Regions from separate parts of the Mus musculus genome. Here region 2 is linked to region 1. A link is a loop called in an ENCODE intact Hi-C map of the cell type or tissue named here. Cell type or tissue: heart. All regions are shown on one strand. Links, peaks and the distances in the headings refer to the core of each region. The heading gives the core; the rest is flanking DNA.

The links. A loop is a pair of places that touch in the nucleus more often than their neighbours do. Peaks named below come from ENCODE experiments on the same cell type or tissue, not always from the same donor. Only the 100,000 strongest peaks of a DNase experiment are listed, where the experiment ranks them.
Region 2: a loop joins it to region 1, with 2.1 times the contacts of the local background. A loop is called at or near these places in 2 of 42 quality-filtered maps.

What each region holds. Positions count from the first base shown.
Region 1 is chr5:36,039,166-36,044,588 of GRCm38, forward strand. It overlaps Sorcs2 (sortilin-related VPS10 domain containing receptor 2), which reads right to left. Exons shown (of 27, transcript NM_030889.2): 13 at 4,278-4,369; 14 at 2,927-3,034; 15 at 146-266. Among named protein-coding and RNA genes, the nearest start is that of Gm52811, 43 kb to the right of the region's middle. In heart, for the core only: no CTCF peak of the experiment used is centred there; no DNase peak of the experiment used is centred there; H3K27ac peaks cover 1,242 bases.
Region 2 is chr5:36,105,265-36,110,687 of GRCm38, forward strand. The region is part of intron 3 of Sorcs2 (sortilin-related VPS10 domain containing receptor 2); the gene reads right to left. Among named protein-coding and RNA genes, the nearest start is that of Gm52811, 23 kb to the left of the region's middle. In heart, for the core only: no CTCF peak of the experiment used is centred there; no DNase peak of the experiment used is centred there.

The DNA of each region.
Region 1 (5,423 bases), core at 215-5,214:
CAGGTGCTAGGGTCATTAAGAACTGCAGATCAGAGCAGCTACAGGTACGAGGATGGCCCACAACATCCTTGAGTGGGAAGAGGTTGGCACCTGTGAGGTTCCCTGGAAGAGGAAAGGGCCCTGTGGCTGCAGGCGCATGGCCCACCTGGAGGTCAGTGAGGTCCCAGGAGCTGTAGTCATCCTCGCCACACTGCCGGGGGAAGGAGGGCCGGAAGTCAACCTTGACCAGCTCCCAGTCAGAGCGGAAGCTGATGTGACCAAAGACCCTGAGGGGAGAAAGAAAGACACTTCAGATGGACCCTTCCCTGATGACCAGACACTCAGGTTCCCTGTACCACCACCTGTAATAGCTCTCCTGGTCAGTAGGATTCGAGGATGTGACATGTCATCCACTGGCCTTGGCCTGATGTTATCGTCCTCAGAGTGATTGCTGTTTGTGGCATGCTGATTGTACTAGAGCAGGTTATCCATCCAACCCATGCAATCCCCTTTCTGCCAGGGTAGGCTCCCTGCCTTCTTGGCTGCCACAGACCTTTCCATAGCCTACACACCAGACACTTGCTTTGGGTGAGCAGGAGCCAAGTCTCGTATTATCTGATGTCTCCTTGCCTTTCTGCCAGCCTGCCTCTGCCTACCATGGGATTGGTTCCAGGCAGGGCTGGCACTCCAGAGAGATAAGTCACTGTAAGGCTTGGACAGTGAATGAAAGGGTCCCATGACAGACAGCGCAATGCATCCCACTGAGCAGAGAAAGGGACAGAGGGCGGCCAGCCGCACAGGAAGCACCATGATGCATGGAGGCTAGGCGTGCTCAGCTTGGTCTGAGACCAGCGTTGCACACTGGCTTTGGCTCCTCCCATCCAACTGTCCTGCAGACCATGGGTGGCCTTGTCTCGGAAAACCTGCTGTTCAGATGGGTGTTCCTCTTGTCAGAGCTCATTGTCACCTTGACAGGCAGCTAGAGAGAGGGGTTCCCACATTTCTGTCCATCTCCTTAGGGCTCACCGTATCCTGTGAGGAATGTATGCTGATCGCCCCAGATTTCAGAGGGGAACAAGACTAAGGAAGGGCCCCACCCAGGGTGATACATGGGTTGGCAGCTCACAATTGTGAGGCTTGGCCTTCACCATGGCCAATTAGCCTGAGTGTGATAGCCGAGCATCTCCTGTATGGGAATGTCCCATACTCTACATTCTGAGCTCAAGCAGAGAAGCAAGTTGGTCCAGCTAATCCCATCTCTGTATGCCAGTTCCTGTCTGTAAAGAAACCTTAGTTCCTACTGTGGGCATCTCTTATCTAGTTGAACGGTTCTAGCAGGATAGGCCAAAGGGCCACTGACTACTTGGCAGAGAGCAGGAAATGTGGGCCATGCTGTAGAATGTATTACTGGCTCCGCCCTAGGGATGGCCTGTAGCCCTGCTAGGCTGAAAGCCCTCATAGTACAGCCCAAGGCTGGGACCCTCTGTCCTGTGCTGTGCTGTGGGCAGTGCTGGGAACAATGTCCTGACAAGGTAACTGGGCAGCTTAGATGTGACCTCTGGGTGGATGAAGATAAAGGTTCCATAAGGGTGGGGCTCTGTCCTAAGCTCAGACAGAAAAGTTTTTCATTCTGCCAGCCTGTGTCACGTGAATGATCTCCATGCCCACTGAAATTGGAAGCTGTTTGAAGATGCAGCCTTGTGAAAGGCTTCGTAGGAACCTTGTGGCGCTGTTTAAAAACTTAAAACATGAACGCGCCTGCCTGTGAACTTTGCAGCTTTCTCCAGATGAATGCCGGCTGCAGGGATGAAAGCTGCATTTGGGACCAGACCCGGATCTGAGGACCTTGGCTGCACAAAGCACGAATGTCCCAAAGCAGCCACAAAATGCAGACTACAAGATGAAGTGAGGTGGAGGAGGGGAGGGGATGTGCTCAGGGCAGAGATGGCCCTGTGGTGGGGCCGGGCTGGGGAAAGCGGAGGCTGGGAACCCTGCCAGCTTGCTGGAGCTCTGAGAGCCCTGTGAGGGCTGTCGCCTTTGTTGCTAGCCCTTGCTTTGCAGGTTTAGTCCAGCAAACTGTTCAGCCTCCTTGTAAAGAGGCCAAGGAACCAGGTTGAGTCTGCCCCAGCCCAGACTTCCTCACCTGCTTTTCTTGACAAATACCAAGCACCATAGCCCTGACCTCCCCTGCTGTCCCACACCACAGCCTTCACACAGACAGTTCACACAGACTGGGGAAGCATGAGCCCCCACCCCTATCCCCTGCAGGGTCATTGAAGGCCACAGCATCATGGAGCACCTGACCAAGAACAACCTGCTTGCCTCCCAAGCTGCTAAATAGAGGGTGACTGGGACTATCTCAGCCTTCCATGCCTGGTGCTCAGCTCTTCTGGGATACACATACTACTTGTGTCCTGTAGTAGGACTTGCCCTGGCTTTCTGCTAGCCACCCAGAAAGGAGGATGAGAGGTCATCACCACAGTGGGCTTTCTCACTGCAGCCTGACTGTGGAAGGAACTACATCTGCTTCTGGGGGGGGGGTCATGGACATTCTGTATGGATTCCAGGGGGCTGTGGTCACTCCATGGAGGTACTGGGATGCTCTGTGGGGTTCTGTAGGGGTCACGGATGCTCCATGGGGCTCTCTGGACACTTCATGGGACTCTATGAATGCTCCCTGGGGCCCTGAGTGGGGAGAGGCATGCAGGCTACATCACCTCCCCAGCTTTTTTCCTGGCTGTCACTGGCCAGTGCAGGCAGCAGATGTGCCTGCTAGCCAGGGTGAGAGGAGGAGCCACTGGCCTAGTAGCAGGAAGCAGAGGCCCAGTATGAGGTCACCTCCTGGGAGTGGCTCTGACCCCACCCCCCCACCCAGTGCTGTGGGCAGTGCTGTGGTCTTCCTCACATCAGATGTGCCTGTTTCACCCACGTCCCCTTCCACACTCACGTCATGACCAGCGTCTCATCCCCTGGCTCGCTCAGCAACCCATCCACGAACACTGAGGTGCTGGTGAAGTTGTGTGTGCTCCACGTGTGGCCCTCATCCACGCTGAACCTGTTAAAGGCCACCAGTGTCCACAGAGCGGCATGGTCTTACTCCTTTCTAAGATGTTCTACCTCCCATGCCTGACTCCTATCCACCAGAGACCAGTTCTGGGACAGCTCAACACCTAGGCCACAGCTAGACCACATCCCCCCTCTCTCCGGTAAGACCACCTGCCAGCCACATGGCATCCTTGACTAATCAGCAATGAGAAGGACTGGTACCACATAGGCACTGTGCCCCATGAATAGCAGGGACAGCCGAGCCTTAGAAACATCCAGGAATAGCATGCAAGGCTTGATCACAGCTCAGGGTTCCTCTGTCAGTGACATGTTAATATTACAGAGATATTACCTCCCAGGACACACAGCTATCTTTTCTTTTCTTTTCTTTTCTTTTCTTTTCTTTTCTTTTCTTTTCTTTTCTTTTCTTTTCTCTTCTCTTCTCTTCTCTTCTCTTCTCTTCTCTTCTCTTCTCTTTCTTTCTCTCTCTCTCTCTCTCTCTCTCTCTCTCTCTCTTTCTTTCTTTCTTTCTTTCTTTCTTTCTTTCTTTCTTTCCTTCCCTTCCTTCCTTCCTTTCTTTCTTTCTTTCTTTCTTTCTTTCTTTCTTTCTTTCCTTCCTTCCTTCCTTCCTTTCTTTCTTCCTCTCTCTCTCTCTCTCTCTCTCTCTCTCTCTCTCTCTCTCTCTCTCTCTCTCTTTCTCTCTCTCTTTTCAGACTAAAGTGATACTGGCTGCCTGGATGTTTCCTAGCTCTGCCTCCTAAATATCCATGTTACCCTGTCCTCAATTTGTCAATGGGTCTTTCAGCTATCTGAAGCTTCAGTTGAACCACCTCTTACCTGGGCACCCACTGGCTTCCTTATCTGCACTCCCGGCTCTATTCCTCTGTTAACAGTTTTTTACTGATACGTAAGAGTGTCTCTCTGGACTCCTGAGCCCCCAGCACCCTTCCAAGTTACCATAACTAGGCTATGTATTTTTTTTCATCCTGAGTGCAACATGGTCCATCTCTGGGGCACCTCAGAGGGTTGGGAGGCATGAGTCACCCCAGTGTTAGGCTCCCAGGGCACTGTTCTAGTCTACTCTGTGCCCACATGCCTGCCCTCTGCCCACATGTCCACCCTCTGCCCACATGTCTGCCCTTTGCCCACATGCCTGCCCTCTGCCCACATGTCCACCCTCTGCCCACATGTCCACCCTCTGCCCACATGCCTGCCCTCTACCCACATGCCTGCCCTCTGGCCCATGCTCTCACTTGAGGATCTTCAGGGGGATGGAGGTGTCCTTGATGGCGGCAATGACACCACCGTGGTCCAGGTACAACACATGGTGCTCTTCCTCAAAGACCTGCAGGGTGACATATACTCTTAGGTGAGACCCCGACAAGGCTAGCAGAGCCTCCAACACCCCCATATCCACCCCTGACTTAGCACACGAGGGGTTTGGCAGACAGTGGCCATTTCTCTACCCTGAGGGATAGAGGAAACAGTGGTGTGTACACTCACCACCCTTCCCACAGAAACCCAGGTCAGCAAAGGGCCCAGCAATGAGGGAAGCACAGTGCCCAGGTCTGAGGTCAGGATGAGCCCCAGGCCTATGTGGGGTGTAGTAACAGAGCCTGGGTCCTTAATACCACTGCCACCAGGTGGGTGTGGCCAGCGCTGGCTCCCTGTAGTCCCAGCCTCACTAATCCACAAGTGCCATCATACTTTCCAGCCAGGAAGTCATTGGAGGCAGATGACTCTGAGCCCTCTGTGGCCATCTCAGTGGAGGTCTGAGCTGGGTATCAGGGGCCCTGGCATCCAATGAGTACATGAATGAATGGCCACCATATGGATGAATTAATGAATGGGTGCTCTGAGGGTAAATGAATGAATGCCCCCTGAGGGTTTGCTGGGGGAGACAAAGGTATCTTGATAGGGTCCACCTAGGAGGGACAACCATGCTAGCCACAGTCATATGTGGATACCCTGGAACAAGCACATCTTACAGACAGGAAGTAAGGATATGCCAAGGGCCTCGCAGTTAGGAGTGACAGAGCCAGGCATGGCCCTAAGTCACTCCAGGATACGTCAGTGGACAGGCACACATGGGGTACAGAGAATGTCCACAGACACTGTGAATGAAGGCCTTGCTGTCTGGGCCACATCACCTTCCCTCTTCTCTAGGTAGTGGTTGCCATCCCTCCTGCTATGGGTGCTGGAGGTGCCAGGGCTCAGGAGGTTAGAGAAGAACCCAGGGACCTAATCATTAGCTATCCCAAGACATCAGTGGGCTGTCTCCTGTGAATGCTTCCATCTGCAGCAAGGTGACCTGGGCCAGGGAAGAAGGGAAGAACATTGTGGCGTAGGCTAGATGAACGGGCATAGATCAAGCTAGGTAAGGCAAGAGAAAGGGCCGA
Region 2 (5,423 bases), core at 271-5,270, 66 kb after region 1:
TGTGATAAAAACACCATGATCAAAAGCAACTCAGGGAGGGAAGGGGTTCATTTCATCTTACACCCCATAGTCCCTCATCTATGAAAGGCAGGTCAGGAACTCAGAGCAGGGACCTGGTGGCAGGGCCTGAAGCAGAAACTGTAGAGGAGTACAGCTTGCTGGCTTGCTCCTCACAGTTTGCATAGGCTGTCTTCTTATACACCCCAGGACCACCAGCCCAGGTGGTCAGCAAGTGAGCTGAACCCTCCCACGTCTATTATCAAGCAAGACAATGCCTCACAGGCTAGTCTGGTGGGAGCATTTCCTCAAGTTCCATCTTCCCAAATGGCTTCAGCATATGTCCAGTAGGCATCAACCTAGCTTTCAAAATGGTTTCAATCAGCTTCAATAAGCCTTAATCAGTTGGGTACCCTCAGTCAACCAGACCACAAAAGGTCTGTTCAGACACTGAGAAAATATGCTGGACAGAATTCTACACACTGTGTCACAAACTAGCTTTTACTGGCTTCAAAGGACATGTTCTAGCCCGATGTCTGATCACCTGTGTGGTACTCAGAATAGCGGATTCTAGAGGTACATACTTCTTCTTCCCATTATTTCTTGGAACCCTTGCACATGTGACCTCTCAAAGTCCAAAGGCCTTGGCTGATGGGACTGAGCTATGGGTCTTGTGATGAGAGGTCACTTTGGATCATCTGGGGGAGGCCCAGTGTCATCACAGGAGAAGGACATCAGAGGCTGTTAGAGGGAGGAGCTTCAGAAACTGAAAAGGGTGGGGAATGGATTTTCCACTCTTCCCTCAGATGGGAGTATGTCCTGTGGACTCCTTGACTCCTGCCCCATGTGGAGGCATGGCCAGAAGGGCAGAGACATGTCCTGTAGTCAACCAGTGCCACATGGACTCTGGGAAAACCAGGGTTCTCAACCTCTTAGGGATACTATGGGGACTGTTCTGGAGAAGCAAGGCTGAGTTTCTTCCTGCCTTGACAGCCTCTGGCCTCCTGAGGAGGGATGCAAACAGGCTTCGCTCATGCTCCTTGCCCTGCCTCTCTCAGGGGCCCTCACTTTCTCTCACCCCTTCCGGAAGCATAGACACTATGGCCACAAAGCCATCACATAACAGGCAACTCCCCACTCCCAGGGGCTCCTGACTACCATGAGGAGCTCACACTAACATCTCCGGAGGACATGGCCCTGTTTTCTACTCCTTACTCTGCAGCACATTTCCATATCCCTGACACACATCCTCTTAGTCGTCGACACTGCCACATTGTAGGTGGACCTGTTGTGGATGTCCCACTCTACTTGTGGAAGTTTGAGCGTGTCAGACATATTAGCCTGAAACAACTGATTCCATGAAGAATGTGAGAGCCGGGCTGGCGAGGAGAAAGACCTACATGCCAGGAATGCAGAGGCAATGGGAGGCATGGTGTCTGCTGGCCCCTCTTCCCATGTGCTCCTCTGATCCCCAACAATAGCCTACACCTAGCTAACCATCAAGGGCTTCCACACATGCAGCTTAGCACACAGTCACATCAGGGAGGAGGGAACTATTTCCTCAGTGGACCACAAAGATGATAAAGACAGTGGCTTGGAACACCCCATGGCCACCTTTGTTGAATGAGAAGCCAGCCTGAGCCATTAGTGACCCTTCCTATTCAGGAGCACACAGGTCTCCAAGGCTATGGCCAACAGTGCAGGGCAACCCCTGAAGGACCCACACTTCCTCCAGGACCACAGCAGAACCCAATTGACAATGGACTATAGCAGCAATTACTACAGCTTTCTTTGAATGACAGTGTTGACCTCCTTCGACCTTTGTGTGTGCCCAGAAAAGCAGCATCTCAGCCCCCAACCATCGCTCCCCTGGAATGCAGTTCATAGTGTACTTGGTCTACCTGGACCACAGCCAGCCCTGCCTCAAAGTCTTACCCTATCCCATGGAGGTTTAGTTGAAGCATCACTCTGGCCTGTCTGGACCCACGTCCTCCTACCTAACCAAGCTTGGCTTAGGGTCCTATGCTCCACAGGTCAGACACACATAGGGACAGGAGAAACACCATGAGGGCCCTCATAGGAGGTGGATAACTCAACAGAACAGCTGAGTACTGTGGCCAGCTCCCCCGCCTGCATCTGTGCGTATCTTCTCCCCATACAGACTCTTTCTGCCTGGCCACCCAGCCACTAAGGGAACTGACAGCTCCAACCTATGGCTCCTTTGCATTTTGATGGCCTCACCCATGCCCATCACAGCAGCCCCCTATCTCAACAGCTTCTTCCCATGCAACATCCCCTCCCCTCTCCGCTGACAAAGCTTCTCTCTCTTGGAATTGCCCATCCTGTATTACAGCAGCACCCATATGCAGCCTCTCCGAAAGGAATTTATGGTTTTGTTGGAGGAAGCCAGCAGTCCTCACACACATCTCACAGTTGACTCTGTCAGAGCTCCACTTTGAACCATTTTCAGATTCAAAGCTCAGAATCTTAAATCCTCGGAGGCACCTGGGCTTCCAGGAAACCTTGCCAACCTGACAGAGTGGCTTTCTGGGTATCTGAAGGGCCTTCTCAGTGGTGACTTTGTACAGGCCAAGGGTGTGTCCCCAATCTCCTTTTCTGGCAAAGCTAAGTGGTATAGGTGTGAGAGCTTTCTGCTGCACCTACCTCCTCTCTAAACCTCAGGACTCTTTGATGTCCCAGGGAAAGAGAGCACCCCTGCCCAGCATCCCTGCCCAGCATCCCTGTCCAGCACCCCTGCCCAGCATCCCTGCCCAGCATCCCTGTCCAGCATCCCTGCCCAGCATCCCTGTCCAGCATCCCTGCCCAGCATCCCTGTCCAGCATCCCTGCCCAGCATCCCTGTCCAGCACCCCTGCCCAGCATCCCTGCCCAGCATCCCTGTCCAGCATCCCTGCCCAGCATCCCTGTCCAGCATCCCTGCCCAGCATCCCTGTCCAGCATCCCTGTCCAGCCTTCCTGCCCAGCATCCCTGTCCAGCCTCCCTGCCCAGCATCCTTGTCCAGCATTCCACCAAACTGTGAGGAATTTCCCCAAAGAACACAGACTCCTCCTTTACCGACTTTTAAAATATGGTATTAAAAGAAATTAACAAGCTTGTGCCAGGGGGTTGGAAATGGGTATCATCACAATGGAAGAGGAGATTTGAAAGAACAGTTTCTTCCAGCCCAATTTAACTGGTAATTGGGTATCTTTTGGAGCCTGCTAATTAAACAGCATTTTCCCTGAATCAAAGAACCGAGTTCTGGCACCCGAAGGGCACTTTGCAGACACAATCTGACACGCAGGTCTAGCAAGTCCCTATAAAAAGCAACATGAGTCAAAAGAATGCTGTCTGTGTGCTAGCTAGGGGTGAAGTTGTCTCTGCAGAGAGGAGCTGTGTCCCTCTGTAGACCACCTTGCCTCTGCATCCTGTCAGCAGCCACTGTATATCCCCCACCCCCAGAATGCCTGACTGACTTCTGAGCATCTCTATTGTAGACCTCTACACAAGGCTCACAATGTGCCTGCTCTTTATGTCTCTGGAGAACAGCAGACACTGACTGGATCAAAGATATGACATGCAAGGGGGATGCTGCTTCATGCCAATTAAAACCCTCCTTCACGGGGATACAGACAACTATCCACCACCTTATTGCCACAGGGAGGCAGAGGGGAGAGGTGGAGGTAGCCATCAGACCCAAATTCTGCTTTCTCGGGGGAAGCAGATGTTGGGCCATAAAGCCCGCCAAAGGCAGAGACCCCCCCCTACCCCTGACGTGTTCACTGTGCAACAGCCAGCTGTTGCCAGATGCTAGCCTGTTAATTCTCCATAGAAGTTTGGGGTGTATCAATGGTGGGTCAAACAGAACCTATACTCCACCATGTGATAATGACATCCTAGAATCATGGCAGTACATCTGTGCTAGATACAGGAAACAGCCAGGCTGTGCATGGAGAAGCTTTCAATACTGGCCTTGTTCCTGGTACCGAGCTCTTAGGCCCCTGGGTGTCTCAGGTGTGCCATTGGGATGGCTGAGGCATCAGAGAGTTTTGGGTCAGAAACTGGTCCAAAAAGACCAGGCAGGCAGGACAGTGAGGACCTTTAGCCTCACACAACCTCAGAGAGGAGGAGGGGCACTAAAGACTATGTTCATCACAGCCAGTGGTTTATATAGCTGGACTTCCCTAGTCCCCTCCACCAAGAGTCCATGAGAGTGTCAGGTTTGGGGAGCTCTGGAGGCCTGGGAAACTCCACTAGACTCCTACTTGGCCTCAGTGTTGCTGAGCAGTGTCCTCAGCTGTCGCCAGTGAGTGAGTGGTGTGAGTATGAGTATGAATATGTGTGAGTGAGTGTGAGTGTGAGTGAGTATGAGTATGTGTGAATGAGTGTGTGTATGTGTGAGTGAATGTGAGTATGAGTGTGTGTGAGTGGTGTGAGTGTGAGTGGTGTGAGTATGAGTGTGAGTATGAGTATGAGTGTGAGTGAGTGGTGTGAGTATGAATGAATATGAGTGAGTGTGAGTGTGAGTGAGTGTGAGTGGTGTGAGTATGAGTGTGAGTGTGAGTGAGTGTGAGTGGTATGTTTCCCTGAACTCCTAGTGTCAAGAGCAAGCTTTCCATTCTGAGAGTGGACACAGGGACCTTCGGAACTCCAGTTTCATCAGCCCTAAGCACAGGTGAGGTCCTGGGTCTACTCCTGGTCCATGGGGTGAGGCTGTCCAGTCTCTCCAGCCTGAACCTTCAGCTGTGCAGTGGGACTCTAACTCCAGGCAGAACCAGGATTGAACTGAATGAGAAGGCAGCCAGTGTTATCACAGAGAGTGTGGTTGTGCTGTTGGGTGACATTTTGGATATCAGAAGTGCTGTGAGTAAAACTAGGATGTGCCACCTTTGAGTCCCGCTGTGGCCCTCAAGATGCTCAGTAAGGCTGACATGATGGTCACACTGAGGTTTTAGATGAGGGGACGGAAGCACTCAGTAGCTGCTGTGGATTGGATGTTGGCTCAGGACACACACTCAGATACTTGCTCCTCCTTCCCCCCATCCGTGGGGCTATGTGCAGAGGAAAGCTCTTTGACACCCTAGAGTAGGCACCTTGTCTATATCTGGGGACTAGCTCCTAGCATCTACCTCTGCTTCAGCAGCAACCACCTTGGTGCCATCCACGGGTAGTGCTGGGCTGGGAAAGAGTCTTTCATGAGTACCTAACATGATCTAGAGTCTAGACTGAAGGTTATGGAGGTCCTAGAGGTTCCCTGAACTTGGATGGTCCTGAGAAACTGGGAGCAGGGGAGGAGTGCTTCAGTCCAGGTGTCTGAGCCCACATGTAGCATGTCCTCATGGCCCCATGGCTCTGCCTTGGACTACTGTGATCAGAGTAACCCCCTATTCTCTTTGGAATCTATGCTTCCCTGCTGAGCATAAAAA